Linked DNA regions of Homo sapiens: region 1 is linked to region 2. A link is an interaction called in ENCODE POLR2A ChIA-PET data of the cell type or tissue named here. Cell type or tissue: Caco-2. All regions are shown on one strand. Links, peaks and the distances in the headings refer to the core of each region. The heading gives the core; the rest is flanking DNA. Region 1 overlaps TICRR (TOPBP1 interacting checkpoint and replication regulator). Region 2 holds the start of PLIN1 (perilipin 1).

Evidence for each region. ChIA-PET counts read pairs that join two places held together with the same protein. Peaks named below come from ENCODE experiments on the same cell type or tissue, not always from the same donor. Only the 100,000 strongest peaks of a DNase experiment are listed, where the experiment ranks them.
Region 1: POLR2A ChIA-PET joins it to region 2 with 13 read pairs; 4 of 35 experiments call an interaction of 5 or more read pairs at or near these places.

Annotation. Positions count from the first base shown.
Region 1 is chr15:89,601,510-89,614,279 of GRCh38, reverse strand. TICRR (TOPBP1 interacting checkpoint and replication regulator) reads right to left here. Exons shown (of 22, transcript NM_152259.4): 11 at 12,712-12,770; 12 at 12,304-12,543; 13 at 11,388-11,484; 14 at 7,455-7,512; 15 at 5,331-5,477. Among named protein-coding and RNA genes, the nearest start is that of TICRR, 32 kb to the right of the region's middle. In Caco-2, for the core only: no CTCF peak of the experiment used is centred there; no DNase peak of the experiment used is centred there.
Region 2 is chr15:89,668,619-89,681,185 of GRCh38, reverse strand. PLIN1 (perilipin 1) reads left to right here and starts at 1,819. Exons shown (of 9, transcript NM_002666.5): 1 at 1,819-1,935; 2 at 3,683-3,741; 3 at 7,772-7,976; 4 at 9,622-9,704; 5 at 10,942-11,206; 6 at 11,514-11,686. The coding sequence starts at 3,697. RefSeq lists silencers at 7,774-8,068, 8,610-8,874. In Caco-2, for the core only: a CTCF peak has its summit at 7,878 (motif pointing left); a DNase peak (open chromatin) is centred at 7,897.

The sequences.
Region 1 (12,770 bases), core at 2,005-10,004, 69 kb after region 2:
AAAACAAAAAAGTATGGCCCATACACAGGGGAAAAAAAATCAGCCAACAGAATCTGTCCCTGAGAAAGTCCAGACATTGGACTTACTAGAACAAGACTTTATTTATTTATTTATTTATTTATTTTTGAGACAGAGTCTCGCTCTGTTGCCCAGGCTGGAGTGCAGTGGCGTGATCTCGGCTCACTGCAACCTCTGCCTCCTGGGTTCACGCCATTCTCCTGCCTCAGCCTCCGGAGTAACCAGGACTACAGGCGCCCGCCACCACGCCCGGCTAATTTTTTGTATTTTTAGTACAGACGGGGTTTCACTGTGTTAGCCAGGATGGTCTGGATCTCCTGACCTCGTGATCCACCCGCCTTGGCCTCCCAAAGTGCTGGGATTACAGGCGTGAGCCACCGCGCCCGGCTAGAACAAGACTTTAAATCAGCTGTTTTAAATATGTTCAAAGAACTAAAGAAAATCATACCTAAAGATCTAAAATATGAGTCCAATGACTTGCCAAACAGAGAATATCAACAGACGGAAAAAAAAAAAAAAAAAAAAAAGCGAATAGAAATTCTAGAGTTAAAAAGTATAACAAAAATGAAAAGTAAATTTGAGGTGGCAAAGAAAGAGTCAACAAATTTGAAGACAAGGTTAATTGAGATGATCCAGTCTAAGGAAGATAAAGACAAAAGAATGAAGAAAAATGAACAGAGCTTCAGATACTTGTGACACCATCAAGCACAACACACACATACCGGAAGTCCAGAAGGAAAGGACAGAAAGGAAGAGGCAGAAAGAACATTTGAATAAATATTGGCTAAAAATGACCCATATTTGATGAAAGACACTACACATCTAAGAAACTCAATACAAGTAGAATAAAGTGAAAGAGATCCAAAACCAGACAAATCATAATCAAACTATCAAAAGTGAAAAAAAGAAGATCTTGAAAGAAGCCAGAGAGCTATTCATCGTGTACAGATCCTTGATGAGATTAGCAGCTGCTTTCTCGTCAGAAACAAAAGACAAAAGGCAGTGTGATGACATATTCAAAGTGCTGAGAGAAAAAAGACTGCCAACCAGGAATTCTATACCCAATGAAAGTATTCTTCAAAAATGAGGAGAAATCATCACATTCTCAGAATGAAACAAAATAAAACAGAATTTGTCATTAGCAGACCTACACTATAAATAATACTAAAAGGAGTCCTGTGGGCTGAAAGGAAAGGGCACTAGGGTAACTCAAGTCCACATAAAGAGTTAAACAGCATTGGTAAAGGTAACTATATAAGAAAAACATTATAAAAGTGTTTTTTATTTGTAACTGTTCCCCCCTGTTATTTAAAATACAAAGTAATGATTATAAATCAGTGTTGATGGGCATACAATGTATAGATGTAATTTGCATGACAATATAGAACTAAGAAGGGATAGTCAGTAGAACTATACAATAGCAAAGTTTTTATAAACTGTCAAAGTTAAATTGGTATCAATGAGAACTAGGCTGTTATAAGTTAATATCTTAATTGTAATCTCCAAGGGGAGTGAGGTTATGCAACATGATGGAGAAGAAAGCTCTAGGGGTCAGTCCCTCAACCCAAATAACTAGTAAACTAGAAAAAAAGATCAGAATTCACTATTTTGGAACCTGGCAACTTGATTGAACACCTGTAATAACCTAGGAAGTGCTTGATGATGGGAGAGACTGATGATCTTTAGGAAGGGAATGATGTGCATGAACTGGCTACCATTTCCCTTTTCTCATCCCTGCTGTAGCTATTGGGATAGCAGCCCACATTCCAGGAGCAGCTGGCTGGTGCTAGGGCAGACAGTGAAGACCTCGTCCTCCAAAAATTGGGGGTTGCATGCTTTGGTCAACCAGGCAGATTCCTGTAGGAGCAGTGCAGACACTGCCTTGGTTTCAGCTCTCTTAGGCTACAGTGGGTTTCTCCCAATTATCAGAAGTTTAAGGGACAGACACACCTTCCCCCTCCTCGTTTCTTGAATCAGACATTTAAGGAAATCCTTCTTAGGTCATTGGCTGACCACAGAGATAATAGACAGAAACTTCAGTGACCACACACAACAAGGTATACATACTTTACACAAATAGTTCAGAAAAGGCACAAATGAATAGCTGAGATCCTTAATAAGCAAAGAACAGGAATCCCTGAGGGGTGACAGGATCTGACCTCCATGCAGTTACCACATTATAATATCCCTAATAACTAGTCCTCAACAAAAAACTACGAAGTATACAAAGAAACAAGAAAGTATGGCCTATTTACCAGAAAAGAGAAATTTGGCAAAAACCGTCACTAAGGAAGCCAAGACATTGGAATTACTAGTCAAAGATGTTAAATCAACTTCTCTAAATATGCACAATGAGCTCACTTAAACCATATATAAGAAACTAATGGAAATCAGGAAAATAATATATGAACAAAATGAGAATATCAATAAAGCAATAGAAATGATAAAAAAGAATCCAGTAGAAATTCTGGAGCTGAAATGAAAAAACTAACTAGAAGGGTCAACCACAGATTTGAGCTGGCAGAAGAATCAGTGAACGTGAAGATAAGGTAATTGAAATTATCCAGCCTGAGCAGAAAGAAAAAATAATTAAAAAAAAAATGAACAAAGTCTGAGGGACCTGTAGGACACCATCAAGTGTACCAACACATATATCATGGGAGTCTAAGGAGGAAATGAGACCAAAAGTGGCAGAAAATTTTTTGAAGAAATAATGGTTAAAACCTTCCAAAAATCTGATGAAAGACATGAACATATACATCCAAGAAGTTCCACGAACTCCAAGCTGAATAAACTCTAAGAGATTCACACTGAGACACGTTGTAGTCAAAGTGTTGAAACCCAAGGACAAAGAGAGAATCTGGAAAGCAGCAATAGAGAAGCAGCTTAATAAGATTAATAGTTGATTTCTCATCAGAAATTTGGGAGACCAGAAGGCAGTGGATGTCACATTTGAAGTCCTGAAGGGGGAAAAAAAAATTGTCAACCAAAAATTCTATGTCCTTCACAAATAAAGTAGAAAGTAAGACATTTCCAAATAGATAAAAGCTGAGGGAGTTCATAATCAGTAGACTTACCCTGTAAGAAAAGCTAAAATGAAAGGTAGTAGACAATAACTCAAAGCCATGAGAAGAAATAAAAAACAACGGTAAAGGTAACTAGACAGATAAATATAAAAGCCAGCATTATGGTAATTTTGTTTTTTTTTTAAACCCTATATAATTTAAGTCTGTATTAACAGGTACACAATGTATAAAGATGCAGTCTACAACAATATAAAGAAGAAGAGACAGAAATACATAGTAGCAGAGTGTATATTATTGAAAAGAGGTTGGCTTTATTCATAAAGCCAGGTTCTTTTAAGCTTAAGATGCTAACTGAGGTAACCAGTAGCTGGGTTAACCAAGGTAACCACTGAGAAAACAACTTAAAAATACACAGAAAAAGAAAGAATGGAATTAAACTAGTATACTACAAAAAATCAGCTAAATACAAAAAAACAGGAATTGAGAAACAAAAAAGCATAAAACATAGAAAATGACAGTTGTTCCTTATTAGTAATTACATTCATAGAAGTGGATTAAGCACTGCAATTGAAAAGCAGAGATAAGAAGAATGGATTAAAAAAACATGATCCAACTCTATGAGGTCTATAAGATATTTAATTTAGATACAAAGACACTAAGGTTGAAAGTAAAAGGACAATGAAAGATATCCTATGCAAAAGAGCTGGTGGGTGGGGAGCTGTATTATTGTCAGACAAAACAGACTGTAAGCCAAGAAAGATTACAAAACACAAAGTACATTACCTATTGGTAAGAAGTTTAATTGATCAAGAAGACATAATAATTATTGACATATATACTTAAGTACAGAGTCTCAAAATACATGAAGCAGAAATTGACAGAACTGAAGGGAGAAATAAATAATTCAACAATAATAGCTGGAGACTTTAATATGCCACTTTGAATAATAAATAAACAATAAAACAGAAGCTCAACAAGGAAACAGAAGACTTGAATAATACCATAAATCCACTAGACCCAACACACATCTATAGAATGCTTCACATTCTTCTCAAGCACACATTAAACATTCTCCAGGATAGACCAAATGTTAAGCCACAAAATAAGTCTCAAGTTTCAAAAGACTGAAATCATACAATGTATGTTTTACAACAATAGAATGAAACTAGAATAAGCAGAGAAGAGAATTTAGGAAATACATATATGTGGAAATTAATGCGCTCCGAAATAACCAATGGATCAAAGAAGAAATCACAAGGGAAATTAGAAAATATTTTGAGATGATGAAAACAAAAACAAATCATATCAAAATTTATAGGATATGCCTAAAGCAGTGCTTTATTAAAAAAGATCTCAAATCAATAGCTTAAACTTCACCTTAAAAAAGTAGAAAAAGAGCAAACAAAAACCAAAGCCAATAGAGGGAAAAAAAAAAAATGAAACTGAGATTAGAAAACCAATAGAGGCCAGACGCGGTAGCTCACACCTATCTCAGCACTTTGGGAGGCTGAGGCGGGCAGATCACTTGAGGTCAGGAGTTGGAAAGCAGCCTGGCCAACATGGTGAAACCCCGTCTCTACTAAAAATACAAAAATTAGCCGGGTGTGGTGGTGCACACCTATAATCCCAGCTACTGGGGAGGCTGAGGTAGGAGAAGCGCTTGAACCTGGGAGGCAGAGGTTGCAGTGAGCCAAGATCACGGCACTGCACTCCAGCCCAGGAGACAGAGTGAGTGAGACTCTGACTCAAAAAAAAGACAAAGAAAACCAATAGAGAAAAAACAATAAACCAAAGTAAATTCTTTGAAAAGATTAACAAAATTGACTGGGTGTGGTGGCTCATGCCTATAATCCCAGCAACTGTGGGAGGCCGAGGAGGGCAGATCGCTTGAGCTCAGGAGTTTGAGACTAGCCTGGGCAGCATGATAAGACCATGTCTCCACAAAAAAATTTTAAAAATTAGCTGGGTGTGGTAGTGTACATCTGTAGTCCCAGCTACTCAGGAGGCTGAGGTGGGAGAATCACTTGAGCCTGGGAGGTGGAGGCTGCAGTGAGCTGAGATTGCGCCACTGCACTCCAACCTGGGTGATAGAGCAAGAACCTGTCTCAAAAAAAAAAAAAAAAAAAAAAAAAAAAGATTAACAAAATTGACAAACCTTTAGCTAGACTGAAGGAAAAAAGAGGGAAGAAGACTCAAATTACTAAATCAGGAAAGAAAGACGGTACATTACTACTAATCTTACAGAATCTCCCTTTCCTTTTTCCTAGCTATTCTGAAATGTGGTACCTTTGTTCTTCTTGAAGTTGTCAAGTTTATCCTCTAGACCATCCACAGCTGACACAGAATGGCTTCTAGGCAACCCCCGCTTTAGTGATCTCTTTGAAGGGGAAAGCAATTCCTGGTTGAAAAGATTTCTTCGAACTTTGGTCACTTCTGAAAGCATCAAAAATTAAAAGAAAAAGAAAAACCCAAAGATTATCATCAATAAATGCCGTATCTGAGAAAAGATAACCAAAACAGAGAAGCTCCTTGAGGAAACTACAGATTGCTATTGTCACATATGCTAATAAGGTTTCCTTAAATAGCATATTCCCATAATGCATTAAAAATATTTACTTTTGCAAATTAAAAAAAATTTTATATGTTATTTTGCATGAGGTAGGGGTCCAATGTCATTCTTTTGCATGTGGATATCCAGTTGTCTCAGCATCATTTGTGCAAAAGACTATTCATTCTCCATCAAATTGTCTTGGTACCCTGAATATCAGTTGACCATAATAAATGCTAGTGCTAATTTCTTTTTTAAAGGCTAGATAGAATTCAGCAGTGAAAACTTCTAGTCCTGGGCATTTCTTTGTGAGTAGTTTTTTGATAACTAATTCAAACTTTTTACTTGTTATAGATCTATTCTGATTTTCTATTTCTTCTTGAGTCTGTTTTTAGTAGTTTGTATCTTTCTAGGAGTCTGTCCATTTCATCTAGGTTATACAATTTGTTGGTATACAGTGGTTTGTAGTATTCCATTACGAATTCAATTTAAATCTAACTTTTCAGGAACACAAGGAAGGCCCCCACCACTTATTGAGTTAGAAGCTACTCAATGTAAGATGGACATAATTCTTAAGTAAGAGGATGGCTAACATAGGTCATCGTCCTTTTAATATATCCCATGTTATGATTATTTTTCTCACTTTGGACATTTTTGCTGCTGTGTATTCAGCTCAGCATTGAGCAAAGAATTGTTCAATTCTATAATTTCTTTCTTCTTCTTCTGACTACTTTACTAAGCTGCTGGGACATTTTAAATTTTATTCTTGACTCCAAAGCATGAAAGTTCTCATCATCTAGACTCAAAGTTAGAAAAAAATAGCTGAAAAGTCAAGAAGTACGTGGCAAAGCCAGCAAGACAATACCTTAATCTTAAGATAGTCTGGTGGAAGTGATCCAAAAATTCACCAAGGGTGAATTCTTCAAAGATTAATCATTTAAACCCAAACCAAATAATCTAGGATCCACAAACTGGGAGCAACCCTTGTGTTTACCCATCAATGACATAAAGGTTCACATTAAGGTTATTAAGGACATCAATAACACACACCAAAGTTTTAAAAATTGTTTCCTTATCTCCATTATAAGAGTTCCTGTTACCTAACTTAGGCTGTTGGTGAAATTGATTTATGACCTGAAAGCCAAATTTGGTTTGTTATTCTCTATTTTCCCAATGTTTTGAAAAGCTTAATTTCTATAGCAAGTTTCAAATAATAATAAAATTAAACATACGCCCATCACTAAAGTTCACCAACTGACAATATTTGTTTTCTCCTTCCTTCTCTCTGTATGTACGTTATTCCCCTAAACACTGGAGAGTAAATTGCAAACAACTGTTCACTTCCTAAAGGTCAGCATGTATCTCCTAAAAACAAGGACATTCTCCTCCATAACCCCAACGCCATTATTACACTCAAAATATCTTTAGCATTGATACAATATTATCTAGCATACACCGCTTCTTCAAATTTCTCTAGTTGTCTCAGTAATATCCTTTCTAGTATTTTTTTCCCTAAATTTAAGATCCAAGCAGGGATCATGGAATGCATTTAGCTATCATGCTTAAACTCCATTCATCTGAAACAGTCCCACTGCCTCTTTTCTTTTTCCTTTCTTCCAGCTTTCATGATGTTTTTTTTAATTTTGTTTTTGTTTTTAAAGATTTCAGACCAGTTATTTTGTAAAATACAATATTTTGAGACTATTCCTAGGGGACTATGTCCATGGTATTTGGACATATTTTATTAGCCAACAATCATACAAAGCCTTAATTTACACCTGTAAGCAGCTGCTTAAATACATACAATAAAAATAAAGTTGTCATGCTAGTGAATAAATACATACACTGAGAAAACAGTATACCTTGCACTGTATCTTTCACTGGCTGGGAAGGCTGCTGAGGAGCAGGGTGAGAGTTCTCCTGAAACATGAGAAAATCCAGAAAGAAAATTTAAATAGGCATTCATTGAAATAAAAGAATAAAGATTTCACATGAACTCTTTGACTCTTGTAATTCATTTATAGGGATCCATAATAGAAATAATAAAATGTACAACAGAAATGTTCCAAAAACACTCAATGCTGCACTATAGTAATAACACAAAATAAAAAACACTATAAATGCCCATAAAGAGTGAAACAGTTAAATAAATTACATACCCATCCAATGCAGACATTACAAGAGTAAGGAAGGAAGACCTCTCTATATATGGTTGAGCATCCCTAATCTGAAAATCCAATATGCTCCAAAATCCAAAACTTCATGAGTGCCAACACAACACTCAAAGGAAACACTCAGTGGAGCATTTTGGACTTCTGGATGTGGGGTGCTAACCAGTAAGTACATGTAATGCAAATGTTCCAAAATCCAAAAACATCTAAGAATGGAAACACTTCTGCTCCTAAGCATTTTGGGTAAGAGATACTCAACTTGTACTAACATAGAGATCTGTGATAGGGAGGAAAAAGGAAAATATTAAGTATTCTAAGTTATATCATTTATATATATGTATATAACGGATCTGCATAAATCTTTGGTGTTATTGGTGCATATAGAAAAGGGCCTGGAAATATACACAACAAACTATCATCAGTGATTACTTCTGATGAATGGATGGAGAAGGAACACCCTAACTTTTAACTTTATATGTTTTAACTTTTTAACGATAATCATGCATACCTTTTATACCTAATAAGGGAAAAGCCATATACATTAATTAGAGGGAGGCTATACTCTCAGAAACATTTCTTTATCAGACTGCTATGTACTTGCTATTACAATAGAAGATTCAAGAGTCTAAACCCCAGATGCATCAAAACAAGGAAACTGTTTTTTTAAAGATTTTTTGTTTTTTCAATTCATCATAATAATTGAAGAAGCCACCACATATGGGCAGAAACTTAACAAATGGTCTCAGTGATATAACCAAGGTCTTGCTGATAAGACATGAGATGTGATCATTCTTACTTATATTGATTAATAACTCTTATAAAGAGATAAACTATAATTGTAAAAATATGTCACACATCCGGCTGGGCGCAGAGGCTCACGCCTGTAATCCTAGCACTTTGGGAGGTCGAGTGGGCGGATCACGAGGTCAGGAGATTGAGACCATCCTGGCTAACATGGTGAAACTCCATCTTTACTAAAAAATACAAAAAGTAGCCAGGCGTGGTGGTGCACGCCAGCTACTCGGGAGGCTGAGGCAGGAGAATGGCGTGAACCCGGGAGGTGGAGCTTGCAGTGAGTCGAGATCGTGCCACTGCACTCCAGCCTGGGCGACAGAGGGAGACTCCATCTCAAAAAATAAAAATAAAAATAAAAGTCATACATCCAATTTCCTATCCAGGGTTCAGTAAACTACAGTGTACAGACCAAATCTGGGCCACCTCTTGTTTTTGAAAATAAAGTTTTTACTGAAACATAGTCATGCTCGTTTCTTTCCATAATGCCTGTAGCTGCTTTTCCACTATAGCAGAACTGAATAGATGTTGCAGAGACGTATGGCCTGCAAAGGCTAAAACATCTACTATCTGGCCCTTTACAGAAAAAGTTTGTCAACCCTTGTTAATCCATGTAATTGAATGAAAAACTAGGAGAGTATGTCCTGAAGGTATTAAGGCAGGATCAAATATTTTTTTTTTAATCCTTGTGATCTTCTGGAGTTAAGATACGTAAAAGAAATTAATATACATTAATGTAATTAATACTATATGTCTACGCTTAAGTTGTAAGTTCACTGCTTCCCGAGTTAACTATATTGGTCCTTCAGAGAACTGAGATTTATTCTTTTAAAAATGTAACATCTGGTCCTTTCAGTTAAACAATTGTCACTTATCTATGGTACCAACTTTGACATGAAAAAACATTACTAACCACAATCAAATCCTGACCTCAATTTTTTTTTTTTTTTTTTTTTGACAGAGTCTCTCTCTGTAACCCAGGCTGGAGTGCAGTGGCTTCATCATAGTTCATTGCAGCCTCAAACTCCCAGGCTCAAGCGATCCTCCTACCTCAGCCTCCCGAGTAGCTGGGACTACAGGAGTGCACCACCATACCTAATTTTTAAATTTTTTGTAGAGCCAAGGTCTCACTATGTTGCTTAGGCTGGTCTCCAACTCCTGGGCTCAAGTGATTCCTCCTGCCTTGGCCTCCCAAAGTTCTGGCATTATAGGCATGAACCACTGCGCCCAGGCGTTAATTCTGATCTTAGAGAAGAAAACTGTCTTGTCCAATCTAAAACCAAAGTTTCAAAGTGTGCTAGAAAGATCTGCAAATCATTGTAAAATCTAGTGAGAATAAAGGCCTGGCAACTTTTGGCCATTCACTTTCGGATTTTCCAATCTTCAATCAGGATTGTGAGATATATAAGATATGCATTTTATTCACAAAGTATAAGAAAGTGAACACCATTAACCATTTAAAAGAAATCCCACCTCCAATTCCAAAGGACTGCTACAAATATCTAGAAACAGAACAAACCACTATTATAATAATTAATGCTTCTAAAGATAGTTCTTATTGAATTTTAACTCTTCTCAGATAGTTCATGCAGTTGAAAAGTTTCATTGTGTTTTTAGTCTCCCTTTTTTCCTCAGCGAGACATTAATTCTACTTAGTAAACAGATTCCAGCTAGGTTTATTTTTTTTTCAACCAATAAAAACCTCAAGTCCTTATATCAACTGCCATGAAAAAAACAACAATAGTACCCCATTATCTGTGATTTCACTTTCCATGGTTTCAGTTTCCCATAGTCAACCATGGCCCCAAAATGGGTGAATATAGTACAATAAGATATTTTGAGAGGAAGACCACATTCACATAACTTTTATTATATTATATTGCTATAATTGTTCTATTTTACTATTGTTGTTAATCTCTTACTGTGCCTAATTTACAAATTGAACTTATGCATGCATAGGAAAAAACAGTACTATATATAGGGTTCAGTACTATCTGTGGTTTCAGGCATCCACTGGGGGTCTTGGAACATATCTTCTGCAGATAAGGGGCGACTACTCCACCTCCTGGCTCCATGATGGTCATCATCTTTTTCAAAAAACTTGTTATTCATTCATTTATTCATTCATTAATTCACTTAAGAGATGAAGTCTTGCTTTGTCACCCAGGCTGGAGTGCAGTGGCACGACCATAGCTCATTGCAGCTTTGACCTACTGGGCTCAAGCAATCTCCCTGCCTTAGACTCCTGAATAGCTGGGCCTACAGGCATGTGCCACCATGCCTGGCTAATTTTTTCTTAATTTTATTTTTTGTAGAGACAGGGTCTCGCTATGTTGTCCAGGCTGGTCTCAGACTGTTGGTGTCAAACTATCCTCCCTCCTCTGACTCCCAAAGTGCTGGGATTATAGGTGTGAGCCGCTGTGCCTGGCCTAAATTTGTTATTAAAGTAAAATATAACATATTGAAAAGCACCTTCTGGTATGCAACCAAAGTCCACTTACAATTGTATATTCTCTTCCAGTGACTGCTTTGCTTATTTTAGTTATTGTTTTATGAGTTTTCCTATCTACATTAAAGATTTTGAATTAATTCATTCCTAACTTTTACTTGCCATTTTTCTTCACATTACCTCTAACTATCACACTCTTGAGTAAAATTGTTAATCTCTTGACAAGTTTATATTTCTTTATTCCTTGGATTATAGTTTTATACACATTCATAAAAATATTTAATATTATTTCTGTATCCTCCAAAGTTCATTTTCCTAAAAGTAGGGACACTGCCTTTTTGTTCTTATTTACTGTGTCATCTCAAGCTGGAAGGTTTACTTACTTTTTTCGTAGCTCTCTTTGACACTTTAGGAATTTCAATTTGTCGAAGATTCTGTGAAACCTCAGCAATGCTTTTATGTCTTATTAATGCATTTTTCCTTTTAAAAATAGAAATAGTTAATACATACTAGATAGAGGTTATATATAGTTAAATTCAAATGGAACTGGAGTCTAAGTAAAATAAAATATGATTTAAATAAAAGCCAGTTATCTTAAGGTTGTTCTGGGTTTATAATAAAACAAGTCACCCCAGAATTTTCAAAAGTAACAAATTCAACCAGTTATGAACAACGAAAAGCATCAAGGGAAATTTAAAAAGCTGAAACTCTAAGCTTATTTCATAGAAGGCCTAGTTTCTGGAGACCTCATGTGGACAGTAAAGAAGACTTTGTGAAATAGGAAATAAACACTATACAGTCATGCAATGTTTCCTTCAATGACGAACTGCATATATGACAATGGTCCCATAGGTTATAATGGAGCCTATATAGAAACCTAATAAATGACACTTGATATTGGCATTACAGATCAAGTAGGGGAAATGACTGCTATTCAGTAACAATGCTGGAACATTAGCTTTTCCATATGAAAAAATATACATAAATGAAAAAATATATACTATCTAGGTTTTGGTAGGCACACTCTGATGTTAGTACAACAAAAATTGCCTAACAATGCATTTCTCAGGATGTATCCCTGTTGTTAAGCAAAACATGACTATATATTTCCTAGATAATATAAAGATTGTCAGATGCTCCTATTAGGAGCTCTAATAGTTGGCTTCTCTGATTCAGACATAAGGGCAGCTATTAGTTCAACAAATTATATGGACAAAGATGACTGGACTGTAGTTTAAACACATCTTTTATCAGAACTATAACAGTGCAAATAATTCCTTTGATTCTTTGACCTCTTACCTTCTCTTCTTGGCTGATCTGGTACGAAGTTCCTGCAGTTCATCAGATTCAGGGCTGCCTGACACTGATCTACGAGCACTTGACAAAAAAGGCACAGAAAGAAGTGGTGATTTGTTCTCTTGTGTCATGGAGTCATCACTGAAAAAATCTGTAGGAAGGACACCAGCCAGCTTCTGAGGAATCACAAACCCTAGGCTGTTGTAAAGATTTCCAAGTGTCTTTGGGATAGAGTCAATATACCTGTGGAACAGATTGATCGAATACGGAACAGTTACCATCTTACCCTCTCTATTCCCTCCCTCACCCAGCCTAAAAAGTAGTCCTTACAACTCCAAAATTCAGAGACAACACCATACATAGGTTTTGACAAAACAATTTTAAAGTTAAGTTAGTAACCATCAAACTTACAATCTCAAAATTTCCTCCAGAAACTCTGCTAGGTACGCTGAATCCTCAGTTAAACACAC
Region 2 (12,567 bases), core at 114-8,113:
GAGTTTGGGAAATACTACCTCTTCTAAGAGGTTTGTGTAAACCTTAATGGTGTCCTGGTACCACCCTGTGAATCCTTCTTTGTAACTAATGTTTTCCACCCCAGAGCCTCCACATTCATGAGGGATGCCAAAAATCGAAGAAGTTCTTCGTAGATGTACAGCCCAGCACATTCACAACTGAGCATTGTTGCCTGACAATTCATTTATTCAACAATGAATGTTTGAGTGCCATGCATGGTTTTGGGTATCCACTTGTGAGCAAGATGACCTAGGTCCCTGCTCTCACTTGGTGGAGGGGTAGGGAAAGCAGGTAGGTACGGAGAAGGAAAGAAGATAGAACTCTATGCCCTGCAAGCTACTGCTAGAAAACTAACACTTCTGTCTTCCCTCGGGACTCTCCTAGGCCCTTTCACCACTTCTCACCTCTCACCCACATTCTGCACTCCCAGCTAAAGCAGCCAAAGGACTATTTGATTTGGCAGAGCTTTCAGGCACAAAGCCCTATGTTCCCTCTGGCCCAAAGCCACTACTCTGAAGGCTGAAAACTGCCCTTTGGCTCAGGTTGCTGTCCAGTCACAGCCTCACAGATAATTTGTGCTGAACCTTGAGGTGAGGGCAGAGGCCACTTCTTTAAATACTTTGTCTTCTCTACTGCCTTACATTTGAAAAGCACAGGTTGGATCAATAAGTATTAAACGTATAGCGTATTACTCCTTTGAAGCCTCCCTGCTTGACTCCTCCCTTTCCTGCCTTCTCATTCCCTACTTTATTGCATCACAGATACGTAATTTATTACCAAGGATCTTTCATAATTCCCCACCCCTGCCTCTTTCTTCTCTTGCCCACACTGTGTGACTTAACAGAGTCAACAATACATATAATTCCACCAGCAACAAAGAAAATAAGTTTTGTTTTCCTATTGTCTGTTTTCATGAAGAGGCCCTTCTTAGTTAATCTGAAAGCTATGGCTTATACCATAGTCCTCCATCATATCTAAAGCCAGGAACTAGAACTTGGGCTTGTGCTTGAGTCCTGGGTAAAGAAGGGTTGAGTGGTGCTAATTCTTGGCTGTCTGGGTGCTCTTGATTAGTGATAGAATCCTAGTCAACACTGTCGCTTATCCAGACCCAGGAGAATAAAAATCTACTTGGCTCTCCTACTCTTCATTCTGGTAGCATCTTAGGCCAGGTAAAGTTCAATAAATTTTTTTGAATTCTAAGAAGTGGGAATTCCTCCCTCAACTCAAAGGCTATATTGTCAAAAACTCAACTCCCGGCTCTGTCGCTTCTTCACTGAGGGCAATTTATCTCCATAATCAAAGATGAATACATTCAGATGAACTCTTCTGTGTGGGTTTAAATTTTACTGTTCAGCATTCAGTCTTGCTAGTAAATAAGAAAAGATGAGAGAAATGGATTGAAAACTCCCACAAGACCCTCTATGGAAAAGGAGCCAAAAGATTGCAGAGGTATATAGAACTTTAGAGCTTTTGAGTTTAATGATGTCTATCCCTATACCTTCTTTCTGGAAAGCAGATTTTTGTGAATTGAGGGCAGGAACATTACAGAACTGATGCTTCATGGCTCTGGAATACTAAGTCCTCTGAGCCTGGATCTCCTTCAGCTCTGCCACCTACCTCCTTGTTTGCTAAATGTCCTTAGAGAAGTTAGGATATGCCTGGGGAACCCTGGGTCATATAACCATGACAACTGGCTGACCCTGTTGTCTCTCCCTCTCTGCCCTCCTCTAGCTGGGAGGTGGAAGCAGCATTGCCCAAGCCTCCCAGGAGTGACAGGAATTGTTTCTGCCTGAGGAGACACTCTGCAGCCTGGGCTCTGTGAGACTGAGGTGGCGGTCAGCCGGAGTGAGTGTTGGGGTCCTGGGGCACCTGCCTTACATGGCTTGTTTATGAACATTAAAGGGAAGAAGTTGAAGGTAAGGGCCTCTTGGGGATTTTGCTGGGGATGAAAAACTCTGCAGGGAAACTACTGAGGGAGAGATTCTGGTATAGATACCAGAATCTAGAAATAGAGGAATTGGATAGGCACAGTGGATCATGCCTTTAATCCCAGCACTGCAGGTGGCCAAGGCAGGTGGATCACTTGAGCCCAGGAGTTCAAGAACAACCTGGGCAACACAGTGGGATCCTGTCTCTATAAAAAAAGAGAAAAAATTAGCCCTGCATTGTGGTGCATGCCTGTAGTCCCAGCTACATGAGAGGCTGAGGTGGGAGGGTACCTTGATCCCAGGAGGTCAAGGCTGCATTGAGCCATGATCGTGCCACCACATTCCATCCTGGGCAACAGATTGAGACCCTGTCTCAAAAAACAGATAGGGAGAGGGGGAGAGGGACAGACAGAGAGAAAGAGAGAAATAGAGGAATTAACCCAGAGCCTTTTCAAAGATGAAACCTTTAACTTGTTTATTTATTTTTTTAGAGATGGGCATCTCACTGTATTGCCGAGGCTGATCTCAAACTCCTGGGCTCAAGCAATTCTCCCATGTCAGCCTCAGTAGCTGGGATTACAGGTGCTTGCCAGTGCACCCAGCTTGAAACTTCTTGTTTTAGTCTCTTTTGGACCCTCATTTAAGAGCCTTAAGATTTTATCTAAAACTTTTTATCTCTTATGGCTACCTGCATTTTTTATTTCCTAACCTGAACTCCTTTTTTTTTTTGAGACAGAGTCTCCCTCTGTCACCCAGGCTGGAGTGCAGTGGCAGGATCTCAGCTCACTGCAACCTCCACCTCTCAGGCTCAAGCGATCCTCCTGCCTCAGCCTCCCAAGTAGCTGGGATTACAGCTGCCCACCACCACGTCTGGCTAATTTTTGTATTTTTAGCAGAGACGGAGTTTCACCATGTTGCCCAGGCTGGTCTTGAACTCCTGAACTCAGGTGATCTGCCTGCCTTGGACTCCCAAAGTGCCGGGATTACAGGCCTGAGCCACCGCGCCTGGCCTCTTAACCTGAACTCTTATAGGAAACATTATTCTTGGCCGGGCATGGTGGCTCTTGCCTGTAATCACAGCACTTTGGGAGGCCAAGGTGGGCAGATCACTTGAGGCCAGGAGTTCGAGACCAGCCTGGCCAACATGATGAAACCCCATCTCTACTAAAAATACAAAAATTAGCCAGTGTGGTGGTTCATGCCTGTAATCCCAGCACTTTGGGAGGTCTAGGCAGGTGGATCACTTGAGGTCAGGAGTTCGACACCAGCCTAGCCAACATGGTGAAACCCCATCTCTACTAAACAGAAAAAAAAAAAAAAACTAGCCGGGCGTGGTGGTGGGCGCCTGTAATCCCAGCTACTTGGGAGGCTGAGGCAGGAGAATCCCTTGAACCCGGGAGGCGGAGGTTGTAGTGAGCCGAGATTGTGCAACTACACTCCAGCCTGGGCAACAGAGCAAGAATCCATCTCAAAAAAAAAAAAAAAGAAAGAAAGAAAAGAAAAAGAAAGAAACATCAGTCTTGACAAGTAAGCTATGGAGCAACTCATTGCTATGGGACCCTAAGGAGTGGGGCTATTGTGTGTGATATTCACCCTCCAACCTAATGCCTTCTGTTCAGGGCAAATGGGCCCCCAGGCAGCCTGGGCCTAGTTGGTGGCCATGAGAGGTAGGGAAGTGACCCAGTGGAGCTCAAGCCTGAGGGCTTCTGATGGGACCTGGGACTCTGTTTTGCAGCTTGAGGAGCGAGGATGGCAGTCAACAAAGGCCTCACCTTGCTGGATGGAGACCTCCCTGTAAGTAACTTGGGCTCATCTGTGACAGGGGATGGACAACTGAGGGAGGAGGAAGAAGCAGGGAGGGGAGATGCAGGGGACTTAGAGCAAGATATTCCCAGATTATAATCCTAGTTCATTGACTACCATGGCTTAGTTATTCTTGCCCTCACCACCTTTTGTAGGGGGCAGTTGGAGGATCTGGGAGGGGAAAAAAAGATGCCTATTAAAAATTAAGCACCTTGAAAAAAAGGGACAGAAATCCTGGCTTAGGGACGGGGGGAGTGGAGAGGAAGGAAACTACTGTTTAAACCCTGACGCAGAAGCCCATGCTCTGTCCACCACCCAGCTGGATGTGCATTCAGTGCAGAGCCACTGTATTCTGTGTCTCCAGCATCATTCATAACGGCAAATGTCACCTGTCGGAGTTAGACGGTGCACAGCCTGTGCTGCTGTGTGGGGGGAAGGGTGGGATATTCCATGTGTCTGGTGTTCTATCTCTGACCTGGTTTTCACTGTGACTTGAAGTGATTTGATACTTTTAGGGATGCTTGATGGCTCCTGGCAAGGCATCTCAGATTTGGGCACAGTTCGGATAGTGAAACTTAAAAATTATGAACCTGTGCAATATCCACCTTGCCCAAGTTACGCTTTTACTAACTCCTGCACTAGGAATCACTTTGTTTTGTATTGAATCATAGAACAGAGAGAGGCGTAAAATGGTCAAGTACATGGTTAAGCCATTCTAACAGACGGTGGTTTATTCCCTTCCCAGGATCTCTTTCCTCCTTCGGTTTTGTGTAAAACAACCTCTGAAGCCTCGTCCAAAATGTTAAAAAGAATGTTTTCTTGTTTATAGTCATAGTCTATTTCTAGTTCAAATTTCAAATTCACCTGCAGGATAAAAAACTAAGATATTGGCCAGGTGCAGTGGCTCACGCCTGTAATCCCAGCACTTTGGGAGGCCAAGGCGGGCGGTTCACAAGGTCAGGAGATCAAGACCATCCTGGCTAACACAGTGAAACCCCATCTCTACTAAAAATACAAAAAATCAGCGGGGTATGGTGGCGGGCGCCTGTAGTCCCAGCTACTTGGGAGACTGAGGCAGGAGAATGGCATGAACCCAGGAGGCAGAGCTTGCAGTGAGCTGAGATCGCGCCACTGCACTCCAGCCTGGGAGACAGCGAGATTCCATCTCAAAAAAACAAACAAACAAACAACAAAAAAAAACTAAGATATTGTGGGCTGCTCTGTCTTAGTGTACATGTAGGTGTCATTGATGGGGGTCTTTGAACTCTGCCTCCTACTAACAGAACAGGTCAGGTCTTCACTTTGCGAGCAAAACCATGCCACAGTGTCATATTCAAAGCTACAGAGAGCCTGAGCATCGGAATCTGACCTGGGTTTTTTTTTCTTTTTACTTTTGATATGGAGAATTCTCAACATTCATAAGAATAGACAGAAAAGAACATAGGAAGCCCCACGTACCCTTTATTAGCCCCGAAGACCATGAATTCGTGGCCAATCCCGCCTCGTCCTCACTTCCATTAATTCCCCCACTTCATGTTATTTTGAAGGTAATCCCAGGTAGGCCATTTCCAACTTGTGTTGGAATCCTGGCTCTGCCACTTATCAGCTGTGGGATCTTGGGTAAATCACTTCCTGTTTCTGATTGTCAATCTCCTCATCGACTCAGTGTTGGTGACAGTGCTGACCCCAGAGGATGGCTGTTAGAATTAAGTGAGCTCATGTCACCAAGGCACCCAGACCAGTGCCTGCAGCATAATGGCACCTGGCAAATGTTCTTTCCCTCTGCATGCCTAGAATTTGTTCTTTTAATTTTATTTATTTATTTTTTAGATATAGAGTCTTGCTCTGTCACCCCGGCTGGAGTGCAGTGGCATTGTCATAGTTCACTGCAGCCTCGGACTCCTGGTCTCAGACAGTCCTCTCACCTCAGCCTCCCCAGCAGCTGGGACTGTGTAGTCCACATGCCATCAAATATTAGCATGGCCAGCTTTTTTTTTTTTTTTTTTTTTTTTTGTGGCTCAGAGTGGTCTCAAACTCCTGGCTTCAAATGATCCTCCCGCCTCAGCCTCCCAAAGTGTTGGGATTACAGGCATGAGCTTCTACACTTAGCCCTAGAATTCATTCTTTTACTCAAAGACCAGTGTTTTTTCACTAAGGTTCCTAGGTGACCTAAAACTTAATTATGTGACTGCTGCCAAAGGTGCATTACTAACAGCACAGCACCCCGGAAATGATAAACGATTGTTCCACTACACCCAGCACGTGCAGATCGCACCCAGAGTGCTGTCTTTGAGTGTTGTTTGTTTGTTTTTTGTTTTTTGAGACAGGGTGTCATTCTGTCATCGAGGCTGTGGTACAGTGGCGTGATTATGGCTCACTACAGCCTCCAACTCCCGGACTCATGCGATCTTCCCGCCTCAGGTTCCCGAGTAGCCGGGACCACAGGCACACAGCACCATGCCCTGCTAATTATGTTATTATTATTTATTATTTTTTTTTGTAGAGACGGGGTCTCCCTGTGTTGCCCAGGCTGGCCTTAAACTCCTGGGCTCAAGCGAGGGTAGTATATTTTTAAGAAAGATAATGTAAAACTGTAGCATGTCCAGGAGAGGGGGTCACCAGACCACAGTGTGAACCATTTGTAAACGAAGTTAGGAACTGGAGCCATTTAACATGATGGCGGCACTTCTAAAGGGAGACATATTTGACTTCAAATATGTGAAGGGCCAACCCATGGATGAGGAAATAGGTTTGCTCAGTTTTGTTCCAGAGGGCAGAGTGTGGAACAGGGGGGTGGAGGCAAATTTCAGCTCAGCAAAGCTGTCCAACAAGGGACACAGGCCACTTTGTGAGGGGGAGAGCTCTCATTCAGGGAGACATTCAAATATAAGTCTTGGCTGGGCGCAATGGCTTAGGCCTATAATCTCAGTGATTTGGGAGGCTGAGGCAGAAGGATCACTTGAGTCCAGGAGTTCAAGACCGGCAAGACCCCTCCTCTACAAAATAAAAATATTAGCAAGGCATGGTGTCACAGGCCTGTAGTCCCAGCTACCCAGGAGGCACAAGTGTGGGGACTGTTTGAGCCCACGAGTTGGAGGTTACAGTGAACTATGATGGCACTAATGCACTTCAGTTTGAGCAACAGAGTGAAACCCTGTCTCTATAAAAAATAATAAATAAATAAAAACAAATACAAGTCGACCAGAGGAAGGATGGAAAGGATTCTTACTACAAAGTCCCCTAAGATTCTGTGATTCTGTGCAGTTGGGCAGATCTAAACCTACACATTCTACTAGGCACAGCCCTGACTGTGGTTCACGTATTCAGCTAATATTACTGTGCCATGTTTGGCCTACACTCTGGGGATGCGGAGATGACAGTCTACGGGGAGTGAGATGAACACACATAACCACAGCACGGTGTGACGAATGTGGAGAGAGCCAGGGAGGGAGTGGTTTCCGACGTGATGGAGGAGAGTCTGGAAGCTTCACAGGGGGAGTGCTGGTCAAGCAGAGTCTTGAAGGAATGGCATTCTGCCAGGCAGCAAGGGCTGTGGGAGGGAAGGTGAGCGTTCTAGGCAGTGGGGTCGGGATACACAGGCAGGGAGGCAGTACCCCAGAAAGACCAGAAAAATGTTTGGAGAAGCCACCAATCAAAGGTGGACTAAAACTCTAGACATTAACAACACTTGCTCTCTACCAGTAGGTATCAGGGGAGTGAGCTGAGGTGGGGGTGGGAGTGATGGGATCTGACTTGGTCCCTGGAGAACAGAGATTGCCTTGGCAGCTCTCCAGCACCCCGGATGGTGACCAGGAGGACATGGCCGGCTGACTCTTGTTTTCCCCATGGGCTCTCCCACGCTCCCATGATTGGGGCATCTAGAGACCTCTTTGGCCTTGGTTCCTCCCAGGTCGCTTGGACTCAGGCTAGTTGCACCATTGGTCCCCATGACCCCGGGGTCAGCTTCCCGGGAGGCTGGAGAGGGAGGTGGGACAACTTGAATGTGTTCCTTCCGCACCAGGAGCAGGAGAATGTGCTGCAGCGGGTCCTGCAGCTGCCGGTGGTGAGTGGCACCTGCGAATGCTTCCAGAAGACCTACACCAGCACTAAGGAAGCCCACCCCCTGGTGGCCTCTGTGTGCAATGCCTATGAGAAGGGCGTGCAGAGCGCCAGTAGCTTGGCTGCCTGGAGCATGGAGCCGGTGGTCCGCAGGCTGTCCACCCAGTGTGAGTCCTTGCGGCGCTCAGCAGCTGCCTGCTTGTTCACTGCCTACCTTCCAGTCTGTCTGTCCGCCTCTCAGTCTGTCTGACTGTCTGATAACTTGCTTGTCTGTCTGCTTAACTGCCCACATCCCATTGCATGGTCTTCTTATCTATGGCTATAAAGGTATACATACAGATCTCTTTTCTTCTATAGATGCCTATCTATGGCCCAGCTGGCATTTTCCTAGGATAACAATGATGGCCAGAGAATCTGCAGGGGAAGGGAAGGCAGAGCTGTGCAGGCAGTGGTGAGGGTAGGGCCCATGGCAGACCAGACACTCACTGTCGCAGCACAGGCAGCAGCAGCAGCAAGAACCAGCAGAGTCTGGCAGAGGCAGAGGCAGCCGGCACTAGGGGGCCTGGCAGGGCCGGAGGGCACGGAGGGAGGGGAAAGCTGGCTGAGCCCAGCAGCTGATGGTAGCGGCTCATGACGGGTGGGGGTGGCAGAGAGCCTCCAGCCAGGGCCCTAGAGGCAGAAGATGGCTCTCCTACTGGCCTTACCAGATGTGCACCACTCAAATTGTTCTGCCCCATCTGAAAATGTGGTCTCCAAGGCATACACAGGGCTGAGGGAAATCGCAGCAATGCCAAAAAGTCTGGTACCTTCCACCATCCTAATTACAGAATTATGGGTAGCTGAGGACTCCACACAGCAAACAGGAGAGGACCGATGTGAAGTAGGCCCAGGCCCTGTCCCTGGCTACAATCTCCTTAAATAGTTTCCTTGAGTCTCATTCTGCCCAACTGGAAGACAGCCAAGTCATCTGGGCTCTCTGCTGCTTGAGAATTTTGTGAAGAAAAATAAGGTATCTGGCAAAAGAATATATGAAAGAGTATGAAGAACTCTCCTTGAAAGCTGTGGCCCCCATTGGCCATGGCTGCAGAGCCGATGTCCCGGCCAATCCAGGCGGGATCCCCTTGAAGCAGGTGCATCTCTGATGCATGCCCACTCTCCGGGGGCAACTCTTTTCCCTTCCCTGTGACCCTCTTCGGACAGTTGACCATCTCAACACCTAGTGGTTAAAAAGAAGAGCATGGACGGCCTGGGGCCTGCACTGGCTGTGCTGGGAGTTTGTCATGTTGATAGCTAAGCAGGCCCAGCCCCAAGGCCTCACTGCCATCTGCTTCCCTCTCACACCTCTCTTCTCCCTCCTCATGCTCACTCAGAGCCCCCTTGCAGGTCAGGAAGGAAGAGAAGGAGGGAAAGAACGGTACTTGTTGGTGATTCATATAGCTCCCATCATTCTTCTTCACAAAAATCCTGCCAGGCAGGCACCATTAATTCACCTTTTACAAGGTAGGAAGCAGAGGCTCAGACAGGCTGTGACTAGCTGAGGCCACAGGCTTCTTAGATGTGGTCACTTGGCCTTTTGAGTGCAGGTCTGAGCGACTCCAGAGTTCCCACACAGACAGAAGAAACTGGCCCGGGTCTTGAGGAGTCCCTGCAGACAAGGGCGAAAGAGGGCAAAGGGCCTGGGGCCCAGAGATGCTGGGGAGGCAGCAGGCCTTGGGATTTGAGGGCTCCAAGTCACTTCCTTGGCACAGAAGCCACTGCTAGATTCTCATGGGGAGGGGCAGGGCTCACCCAAACTTGGCCCTTTCCTTCCAGTCACAGCTGCCAATGAGCTGGCCTGCCGAGGCTTGGACCACCTGGAGGAAAAGATCCCCGCCCTCCAGTACCCCCCTGAAAAGGTGAGCCCTTCCCACCTCTCGAAGCCTCCCTGCACTCTGTCGTCACCGCCTCTCAGGGAGGAGAGGGCAGGGGCTGCTGATGCCGTGACTGGAAGTCTGTGTCCCATGGTGAGCACCCTCCAAGGCTGGCGGAGAGTGCCTGCTCCCAAGGCCACACAACAGGCTCCTCTTCTCCCTGTGAAGCTAAACGGAGGTGGGGTTTCTGGGACCAGCAGGCACGAGCCCAGAGGCAAACCCAAACAGGAGCTTGAGGCGGGTCCCACTGCCTCCCGATACCGCACCCTGGGATCTGAGGTTCCATAGTCTGCCCTGGACCACTTGGCAACTACAGCTGCCTAAGATCATGAGTCACACTCATTCAGATCCCAGGAGTGTCATCCCATATCCTCAAGATCCAACCTTTTATGGACCATGAGATTGAAGGTCACTTTACCTGGCTACATATTTATTGGGTAGTTGCTATGATAAGGACTCATTTTTGGTGCTTCTGGGGAATAAGCTTCAGTCTCTGACCTCATCTATCTCACTGACCAACTATCTACCCTTCCCACAAACAGGTACTGAGCCCTACCCTATGCCCGGGGCCATCACCTATGCTTTATCAAGCGCTCTTCTTTAATCCACTTGTCAACCCTCTGGGATAGGGGTTGTTATCTCCATTTTACAGAGAGGAAACCAGTGTCTCCCCCACGGCCACACAGCCTTAAGTGGGGACAATGAGAGCAGGTCTATTCAGCTGTGAGACCTGTGCTCTTTGCTCCCCATTTTTCCAGATAAAAGGCAACATTTTTGTCACAAAAGAGCTCCCAGAATAATGAAGAAAAAGACAAATTATTTCAGTGCAGAACTTGTAGGAAGATCAAGCACACCTATAAATCAACAGAAATGCTGTGTTCTGAGGAAAGGATGGAGGAGATTCCTTGTGAGCCCAAGGGTATCAGGACAGGTGGCACCAAGGACGAGCCTTTGGGGTCATCCTCACAGGATGGGAGGGATCTTGACAGGCTGTGATGCGGGGTGAAGAAGCCAGGAGATCCAAACAGTTGGCACAGGGAAGGTTGGAGCCCTCTCCTCTAAAGCCCAGCTTAATTCCAGGTACCTAAATATCAGTACCAGTTCCCTGGGCCTTTAGGTGATGCCTTCCTGGGAGCTGGGCTCAGGCCACCAGACCCCGGAAGGGCAGCCCTTGTAGGGCCTGCAAGACCACATGCCTAACACCCCCACCAACTTCCCCCAGATTGCTTCTGAGCTGAAGGACACCATCTCCACCCGCCTCCGCAGTGCCAGAAACAGCATCAGCGTTCCCATCGCGAGCACTTCAGACAAGGTCCTGGGGGCCGCTTTGGCCGGGTGCGAGCTTGCCTGGGGGGTGGCCAGAGACACTGCGGAATTTGCTGCCAACACTCGAGCTGGCCGACTGGCTTCTGGAGGGGCCGACTTGGCCTTGGGCAGCATTGAGAAGGTGGTGGAGTACCTCCTCCCTCCAGACAAGGAAGAGTCAGGTACCTGCCATTCGGAGGCTCGGCCTGGGAGTGAGTTGTCACACACACTGCCTGGGAATCAGCAGGAGGTGGCTCAACCAGCCACTGCTCTGGAATAGGGAAGGCCAGTGGGATTTTCAGATGGATTCATAATCATTTACCCCCCCCACCCCCACCCCATCTGTAAAGAGGGAAAGTGAGTTGTGGAACTCACCAGTGAGTTTGTGGTGGACCTAGAACACCTACTTTCCAGTCCTAGACATGACCCAGATCTCTCCGGCCCCTCTCTGACCTGTTTTCTCTTCTTTCCCCCCAAATCCCTACCCAGCCCCTGCTCCTGGACACCAGCAAGCCCAGAAGTCTCCCAAGGCCAAGCCAAGCCTCTTGAGCAGGGTTGGGGCTCTGACCAACACCCTCTCTCGATACACCGTGCAGACCATGGCCCGGGCCCTGGAGCAGGGCCACACCGTGGCCATGTGGATCCCAGGCGTGGTGCCCCTGGTAAGTATCTGCCGTGAGCTCTGACTGACCCGGTGCCTGGGAGCCCTGTGGGCCTCCTAGTCCCTCCCATCCCCCACCCATCACCCCTTCCTGTCCTGAGAACATTCTCTCTTCCAACGTGGGCTGGGGCTTCAGTTCTAAGAGGACTTGAGAGGGGTAGAGGGATGGCCTTCCAGACCACAGGGAAAGAGAAGGGAGAGGATGTTAAGCAAGGGCAGGCCTGCCTTGCTAGAGTGCTCCTTCCCCACCACTCACTTCTATCTCCCCCATTTCCCTCTGAGTCTCCCACAAGCCCCAGCCTTCATACCCCCAAGTGGACCTCTTTCTATGGGTCTTCCCACCTATAAGACAGCAGGACCTCCATCTGCTATGCAAGCACTAGGGACTGTCATCCTTAAATAAACAAAGTATACAACCCATTTTGTCAGGGAGAGTGTACCCAGCACCAATGCACCCAAGGTGAAGTTGCCCTTTCTAGGCCCAGGGAGAGTTAACTCCCCACCACTCCCCACCACTCCCCACCTCCACCTCTCTGTATCTTAGCAGAAATAGGCTGGATGTTTTTCATAAGGAATTTTAGTAAGAAACTAAGGCCAGAAAAGAAAATAAAACAATACTAAAGCATAAAGGCCAGCAAACAAGATGACTACTTTTCAGCCATCTTTTGAGCAGTACTTTTAAAAGCATCATCAGGCGTGGATCATTCATTCAAGCAAGTGTTGCCCCTGCAGGAATACAGGAGTAGTAGCTCCCCTCTGTCCCCTGCATCAATAACAGCTGAGACTGAGTCACATGCCTGGACCCCGCCTGCAGTGGGCAGAACCTCACGTGCCACCATTCGCATGGAATAGAGTGGCATCCCCAAAAGCTGTGTAATAAGG